Linked DNA regions of Mus musculus: region 1 is linked to region 2. A link is a contact called in ENCODE Hi-C or POLR2A ChIA-PET data. All regions are on one chromosome and are shown on one strand. Each heading gives the region's core, a stretch centred on a gene start or an enhancer-like site at or near the end of the contact. The rest is flanking DNA. Distances are from core to core; before and after follow the strand shown. Region 1 holds the start of Tbccd1 (TBCC domain containing 1). Region 2 holds the start of Tra2b (transformer 2 beta).

Region 1 (4,025 bases), core at 1,094-3,593, 590 kb before region 2:
ACTGTTCAAAGCATGGAGAATAAGTGAGTGAGTATTGAGACATCAATCTTAAATGGAATGGTGTTTCAACCTTCCACCCCTCTCCCACACTCCCGAAGGTTCATGGGTAGAGGGTACAGAAAGAATGTAAACACAGAGGGTGGGAAGGAGTGTTGTCAAATTTTGTCTTCTGCAAATGGTATTCATGAATTCACTCAAGATATGGTTACCTGAACAAGACCTACCTGAGCAAGCCAATACAAATAGTCACCATGTGAGAAGGCAGCACTAACTAACCGGACTCAGAGAGGTACATGAAGTTAGGACGGGAACATATTGGGGTGTGCCCAGGGCAAGTATATGTGTGGGGGGAGCAAGGAGTTGTGGGTAGGTATATGTGTGTATATGAAACTGTCAGAGAATAATGAAAGATTTAAGAGTGAAAAGGTTAAATGATAGCTCAGAAAAATACAAGAAAGAAAAAGGGGGGGGGGGCTGATATAGTTGAGTGTCAGCATTATTTCCCCAGAGGCTGCTTTATGAGTGACTATAGTATTAACAATATTAGTATTTTCCAGGAATGGTCGTTCATGCCTGCAAGTCTAACACTTGGGAAGTGACGACTGAAGGATCAGGAGGGAGTTCAACGCTGCCTTCAGCTACATATTGAGTTGGAGACCAGCATACCTCAACTCCTACATGCAAAATCGTATGTTGATGTACCTTGGGTACTCCGTGGCTTAATCAAACAAGAACAAAACAATAAAGTGTATGTAAGAAATGTCAACTTTGAGAAATTTAAAGTATGTCACAAAGAAGAAATGATAAGATTAAAGCAAACAAAACAAAACAAAATAAAGAAAATAACTTTAAAAGCTATGCTAAGCAGTGAGTTTCCCATTATGAACAACCTATAAATTGTCAAAATCTGACATCTATGAGCTTTTGGTGTGTTTTTATTTTTGCAGTTATGTATATATTTGAAATAGCATGTGATATAGGCCAGGCAAATCTGGAACTCAGTCGATAGCTGAAAATGACCTTGAGTTCTGACCCACCTATTTTCATCAGCCCAAAGAAGGGATTGAGGGTGAAGGCATTCTAGAACACAAGTCCAACATACCATATCCTAAGTCACCACATCTATAGGGTCGTGCATGCATTTAAATGCTGGGAGAAACTTTAAGCCTGCTCTTTCTCCCTGAAAGTTGGCACAGTTATCCCTGATTTCAGGAACTTGACACAGTTCCTTCAAGCTTGTAGGATTCCTAAGAGTGGCATGAGACTAGAATCCCAGTTTTTATCGCCTGTTAGAGAACTGTTGTCACTCAGACCATCCAGCTCAGGAAGGAACCATGGTGAGAGGCAGCGAGGCAAGAAGACAGTTCAGGTTCGTTAGCCCAAGAAGGTGGGAAGTACAAGGTCTCTCTAAAGTGTCTTGCTGCTCTCTCAAGCCAACTTTCTTCAGTCTGAGCTTGGCTTCCTTTCTTGCTCTCCTCATTTGACATGGCATCATGGCCCACCCACTTTAGTGTCAGCCTTTTGGAGGCTTGTTGCAAACTGGGTAACCCACAGTCCCACTCTGGAACTCAGACGTCAAGGACGTATCTATAATCTCAACCCCAGCTTGACACTCGCTTCCTTCATTTCCATCAAGAGCCTCATCCCTCAGACGTCCGCCTCCCTTCTTCTGCTCACAGCCACTTAACTCCCTCCAATCCCCAAACGTGGTATTTGGCTCTGCAACCAACCCCCGCTCTTCCTGGGGGAAACCTGGCCCTGCACCGCCAGCCTGGCCCACACTACCCCCTTGTCCCTCGACCCGGCAGTGCCCCTCCCTCACTCCTCGATGTCACCCGCGTCCTTCTCAGCAAGGGCCGCCCCTCGGCCTCTTGCTGCACGCGCGGGAGCCCCCTTCCTCACCCGGCGATCACAGTCCCGATGAGGTACAGCAGCAACAGGCAGAAGGTGCTCAGGTTCTGCGGGGCCATGGCGTCCCCTGGTCCTACCCTCTCAGCCTCCGGTGCCGCTGCGTCGGCTGACCAGCCCTTCCGGCCCAGGGAGGCCGCCTCACGCCGGGGTCTCTCTCTTGCCCGGCCGCGGAGACAGGTAGCGCGCCCCTTCCTCAGCTGCCACCTTCCGGGAGCCCCAGAGCCGGCGAGCAGCCAGGCGTGGGCCAATCGCCGCCGGGGACATCACACGCGGCCGCCACTCCGCAGCCAATCAGCGCGGTACACTTCACCTCCGAGGCGGCGCGGGAAGCCAATCAGACAGCAGAACAGCCGTCGTGTCCGCCGGCCAATGGGAAGAGAAAACGTCAGAGGTTCGCGCCGCCCGGAAGCGGCTGAGAACCGGAGAGAGTTAGGAGCCGAGAAAGAGCGCGCTGCTGTAGGAAACCCGAATGTCCACCAATCGCGAGGCTCCTTCCCGATTCCGACCAATTGCTTGAGAGAGGTCTTACTACCAGTCTGGAAGCTACGCCATGTGCACACGTGACTTGCGAGCGCTCACCGAAGTGCAACCCCAGGAGGTGTCAAAGTACGTGGGGCGTCTTGCCTGGGGATAGGCTCTCCCAGTACTAACTTATTACAGTCTCGCTACCGTGGAAAAGAGGGACCTGGTACCTTGTAGAGACGCCGCCATAGAGACCGACTTAAGTTAAGATTCGGCTTCCAGCACTCCGTAGCGGTGAGGCAGCCCCATCTCCACCCCACTTTCGAACCTGTTTTCTACAGAACTAAGGCAAAGCGTTCTCTGGCAGTGTTGGGAATTAATTAAACTTTTTTTTTTCCTGCAAGTTTCCTAGCAGAATTGCACACAGCAAGCATGCAATCAATAAAAGGCACTAGAGCTTGTTCATCGGTTGCTCTTTTCTCCAGTTTTGTTTACCTCAGACAACTAGTTGTTTAGGACAGCTTCTCAGCTTAGCTTCCTGCATAACCTATTCAGATTTTTATCAGTGAACCGTAATGTGTGCTTGTCCACTATAGCTCCACCTCTGAGTCATAATTATCTCCTGCTTGCAAAGGTCTCATAACCGATCTCCCTGCCTCCAAACTTCATATCTTGATACACTATTTTAAAGTTCCTCTGCTCTCCACCCTATGATTGTGTGCACTCGGGAGCGCACTAGGGAACCTGGAGATCACAGATTAGACTAGGCTGGTGGACCCAGGAGCTCGAGAACCGTCTCTGTCTCTTGAGTGCTGGGAATCCAGGACGTTGTTGTTGCAGTTGCTACAATGGGCGGAATTCAAGACCCCCTGTTTGTATGGCAAGTAAGTGGCAAGCTTTATGGACTGAACTATCCCCAGCGCACTCCCGCTTTTTAAAAACTATGTCAAATCATCCTCTCCTGCTTAAAACCTTTAGTGGCTTTTCATTGCACTCAAAGTAAAAGGCCAAGTCTATGGTAACTTACAAAGCTGTCTAATTTAATGATATATATCCTCACCTATTAAATATCGTAGCATGTTCCAGAATAATCAACTCCCTTCCTTTTAAAAATGTTTCATTGTGTATAGTCATTGTATATGGTACTTTCTTGTATAGTCAAACTGTATAATGTATATATTTTTACCTTTTTCTCTCTGTGCTGTTATTCCTTTTGTTTCTCTAGGTGATTTGGCATTGCCATATACACATATGTGATTTTAAGTACCTATATAAAATCTAGGAGCCACACATTGAGATAAAACATGTATTTGTTTCTCTGAGACAAGATAGTCATCTAGACAAGATAGTTATCTCCAGTTATATCCATTTTCCTGTATACAACAAAATTGCATTCCTAAATTTTTGCTTGTGAGCCTAACCTTTAATGGTTAAGCCATCTTTTGTATCCTATAGCTGCATTTTCTATGGTTTGGAAGAAAACATTGTACATAAGCCACATTTTCTTTATTCTCTTGTTGAACTCCTAAGTCCATCCTGTAAGTTAGCTATTGTGAATAGTGCTGGAACAAACATTGATGTTTTGCCAAAACCTCAATGAGAAAGAAAAAGGTTTATTTTGATGTTCATGGGTGCTGTGATGGTTTGTATAG
Region 2 (3,982 bases), core at 50-2,549:
GCAGAGGCAGGTTGATTTCTGAGTTCAAGGTCAGCCTGGTCTACAGAGTGAGTTCCAGGACAGCCAGGGCTACACAGAGAAATCCTATCTCGAAAAACCAAAAAAAAAAAAAAAAAAAAAAAAACCAAACCAAACCAAACAAGAAGACTGTCAAAATGGTATTCATCTCAAGAACTCATTTGGCATGGTTTTCTATAGATATCTTCAGTGTTCTTTCATGCTATCCTTAGAGGCTAGAGGGCAGGCGGCTTCTCCCAAACAGAAATCCATTACTACAGGCCCGTTTCTCTTGAATTATTTTCTGTTTTGTGTCACTTTTTGAAGGGGGCCCGCTCATGTAGCCCAGGTTGGCCTTAAACAGCTAACTGTCCTTGGGCTCACCTCTCATGCTGCGATTACAAGGATTACAAGTGTGCACCACCCTGCCTGGCTTTCCTTTCTCCATTTCTTTCTTTCCTTTCCATTTCCCCAGGTGGGAGTCAGGGTGGGGAATGAGACCAGGTTTCTCTGTGTAATCCTGACTGTCCTGGAACTCGCTTTGTATATTCGGCTTACCTGGAACTCACAGAGATCCGCCTTAAAGGCGTGTATTACCACACCAGGCCATAGGATTGATAGTTCATAACTATAATCCCAGGATTTGGGAGGCTGACCCAGAAGGGTTAATACATTCCTAACATCAGCCTAGGCTATATAACATACACGGTGGGTTCAAGGTCAACCCAGGCAACACAATGAGGCTTTGTCTCAAACCTCAATTTGTTTGTTTGCTTTGAGCTAGGGTTTCTCCGTGTAGACCAAGCTGTCCCCAAACTCAGGGATCTGCTTGTCTCTGCCTCTTTAGTGCTGGGATTAAAGGCATGCACCATTAATGCCCGGTTTAAATTGCGAGAGTTTTAAATGGAGGTTTTATTTAGGAAGGAAAGCTCTAGAATTAAGTCTAAATAAACGGGAGGTGAGAATCCAGTGTGTGGCTGTGTTCTCTCCTAGATCATGAGAGAACAAAAGGAGAGGAAACTAGTGAGACAGAACAAAGGCATGGAGGAATGTACAACCATCTCTTCTCTTCTTCCACCCAGGACGGTTCTCTAGAAGGTTCCAGAAACGAGTGTGGCAAGGCTACGGACATCACGGTGTCCCGAGGAGACCACAACAGACGCCCAAAGGCAGGCGCACACTTTCCCGCCACGCTGTGGCCGGGTACTAGGGGAGGGGAGGGGCAGGGCGGTAAGGTAGACGTCACGTCCGGTTTGGGAAGCGCCCCTGCAGGAGAAAGCGGTTGGAAGGCGCGTCGAAGTGGGAGGGGCCAGGAAAGCGCGCCTTCGGGGGAGTGGGTGGGACCAGGTTAAAGAGCGTGGCGTCACATCCGGCAGTGTTAGACCGGTGCGGAGGTGGTGCGGAGCGTGTCGGCTTCGAGCTCCTCGCAAAAGTGTGGCGTCGCGCTAGGCTGCGGCGGAGCCTCTGTAAGGAAGGCGGGAGCTTGACAGCTTCAGGAAAGGCCCGTAGCGGTGACAGCGACCCGGAGTCATGAGCGACAGCGGCGAGCAGAACTACGGCGAGCGGGTAAGCGCGGAGTTGCGCGGGCGGCCGCGGTCCCCACCCTGCTACTTCTTCTAGGCCTCTCGGCCCGGTGCAGCCGGGTGTCGGGAGCCTGACGTGCGGAGGGAGCCGGGGCGCCGGAGGGCCTGGTGGCCGGCGCTTCTCGTCGGAGGGAGGCCGCGGGCGGGCTGTGTGCCTCGCACCCGCCACGACCGTTTTTTTTTTTTTTCCTTTCCCCCCGTTACGGGGCGGGGGGAGGCTAAAGATGGCCGCGGCGTCCGTCGGCGTTGGGGGATGGGAACGGTATCTTCTTTCGCCGTTGCTCTCCTGCGAAGCCGCGCCGCAGCCATCTTGGGCTCGCGGGCCGGGCGCGCTGCCAGAGGCACAAAATGGCGGAGCCGCCGCTCCCTGCAGCCAGGCTTTGCCGCCTCGCCACCCGGGGTCCAAGGGTGAAGCGGAGAAAAGCCACGTGTGGCCGGGAGCCTATGGGGACTGACTGATGCTTTTCGGTTGATGGAGGGCCTCCTGGTCCCGGTAAGGGACAGCTAGCTGTAGGGGGCTCTTGGAGCATCTGGAGACGGAAACGGCTGAGGGGGATTGGGGGCCCCGTTAGTTGGAGGGCTTTGTGCTACAGCGTTTCTCCCATTGTTGAGAGCTTACTGGAATAGAACGCAAGGTCGTTAGGCGTTGTTGTATAGAGCCTCCCTACCCCTGGGGGGACTTGGGAAGGAGAAACCATTGGCGACAATTGATGGCGCTATTAAACTCTGAAGTCGACGGGATTTTATTTTTAAGCTTCCACCTCCCAGAGGGTGAAAATCGGTAGAGGTTGATTAGATTGTATACAATGGGCCTGGACTAGACCCAGCCCCAAAGCTGAACAAATGAGGCGCATGTGGCGTGGCTGTAGAGTTTAGATTAAAAACTGTCACGTGAAGATGCGGAAGTCCAGGGCTCAGTGAACAGGTAATTGCAGTTTGGAAACGGCTTACAAGCATCATAAGAATGGCTGTTTTGCCCTTCCTGTACTAACGTTTTTATTTTCGCAAAAAGTTCACAGGAACACTTAACCACTAGTTCACAGTTTATTTTTTTGGTTAGTAAACTCTAAAAGGCCTTTGACGGTTTGGTAGAGAGCATTCTTGGACTTCCATGGTGAACTTGAACCCAAAAAGAGTAATTTGAACGGATGTAATCTTTTATATACGGAGATGAGTCCCTAAGACAATTTAAAGTTCAGTGTCAACCAGTGCGTGCCTTTTACCTAAGGAAAGAAAGCGATGGGGGAGTGGGACAGAATGTTGTTTTTCTGATAATGGAGAATGGGACCTAGTCTCAGTGATGGGCAAGCCCCTACTACTAAACTACATCCCAACTTGTAAGTTCGTATTGTTTGAGCTCCTAATTTCACCCACATGTACCTTACGATGTTGAGCCTGCCTTCCGAAGTTGAAGTTAGTCTGTTTAGAATTAAAAGCAAATAGTTTTTTGTTGTTGCTTTGGGACTAAATAGGTATGCATCATCATACCTGTGGAAATTTTTCCTAGTATTAGCTGTGGGTCACATTACTCAAGGGAGAAAAAAAGCAATTGAATGAAAGTGGGTACCATTTTGAAAGAGCTGAGAAATTGTTACTCCTGTTAGAGGTTTGGTTTTTTTGTTTTTAGTAAGATGCACCTTCTGGTGATTTTCAATATTTGAGGTAGAGTTACTCTATGTCCCTGTCTTGGAACTTAGCTCTGTAGACCAGGCTAGTCTCAACCCCAGGCGTTTGCCTGCCTCTGCCTCCCTAATGCTGTGGTTTAAGGTGTGAATCAACACATCCTGCTGACCTGACTACTTAATTGGAAATAATTGGGGGGAAAAAGTACTAAAAATCGACTTTCTGATTTATTTCTAAACTTGAAAGTTGTGTAATACTTAAACTCAAATTTTTTGTTTTTAGAGACTTTGTTGTAGCTCTGCCTGTATTGTATTTACCTCAAATATTGAGGTAAACTCAAATTATGTATACCAGGCTGGCTGGCTTCAAACTCATGAGATTCTCCTGCCTCTGGTTTCTGAGTACTGAGGTTAAAAACTCCTGGAGGTGTGTGCACGATCCCCTTTTTGGGCCATGTGTACAATTTTGAGCTACCTGATGTGGTGGGTAGTGGGGCACAAACCCTGCTCTTCCTAAAGTCAGTAAGTACTCTTAACTGCTGGGCCAATTCTCCAGCCCTGTTTTTAATTTAATTTTTTGCTTTTCAATTGAAATCTTGGGATGAGTGGAAAACTGAAACATTTAGCTGAACTTTTTTCAAGAAGGCTTGCCAAAACAAAAGTTCAGAGATGAGGTTTAAAAATACTTCAGGGTAAGCTGGGCAGAGTGTTGCAGGTTTGTAAATCCTAGCTGCTTATCCTGGATAGGATTCAGAGTTCAAGATATCTGGGTAAATTATT

Evidence for each region. Hi-C counts contacts between places; a loop is a spot of excess contacts on that map. ChIA-PET counts read pairs that join two places held with the same protein, here RNA polymerase II (POLR2A).
Region 1: a map of heart shows a loop between it and region 2 (4-fold over the local background). The contact joins the promoter of Tbccd1 here to the promoter of Tra2b in region 2. A Hi-C loop is called at or near these places in 1 of 37 maps with a recorded cell type or tissue (heart). POLR2A ChIA-PET finds 5 or more read pairs at or near these places in 1 of 5 experiments (embryonic stem cell).

Annotation. Positions count from the first base shown.
Region 1 is chr16:22,855,987-22,860,011 of GRCm38, reverse strand. Tbccd1 (TBCC domain containing 1) reads left to right here and starts at 2,343. Exons shown (of 8, transcript NM_001081368.2): 1 at 2,343-2,667. Dnajb11 (DnaJ heat shock protein family (Hsp40) member B11) reads right to left here and starts at 2,167. Exons shown (of 10, transcript NM_001190804.1): 1 at 1,903-2,167. The coding sequence starts at 1,970.
Region 2 is chr16:22,263,322-22,267,303 of GRCm38, reverse strand. It overlaps Tra2b (transformer 2 beta), which reads left to right and starts at 1,299. Exons shown (of 9, transcript NM_009186.5): 1 at 1,299-1,563. The coding sequence starts at 1,528.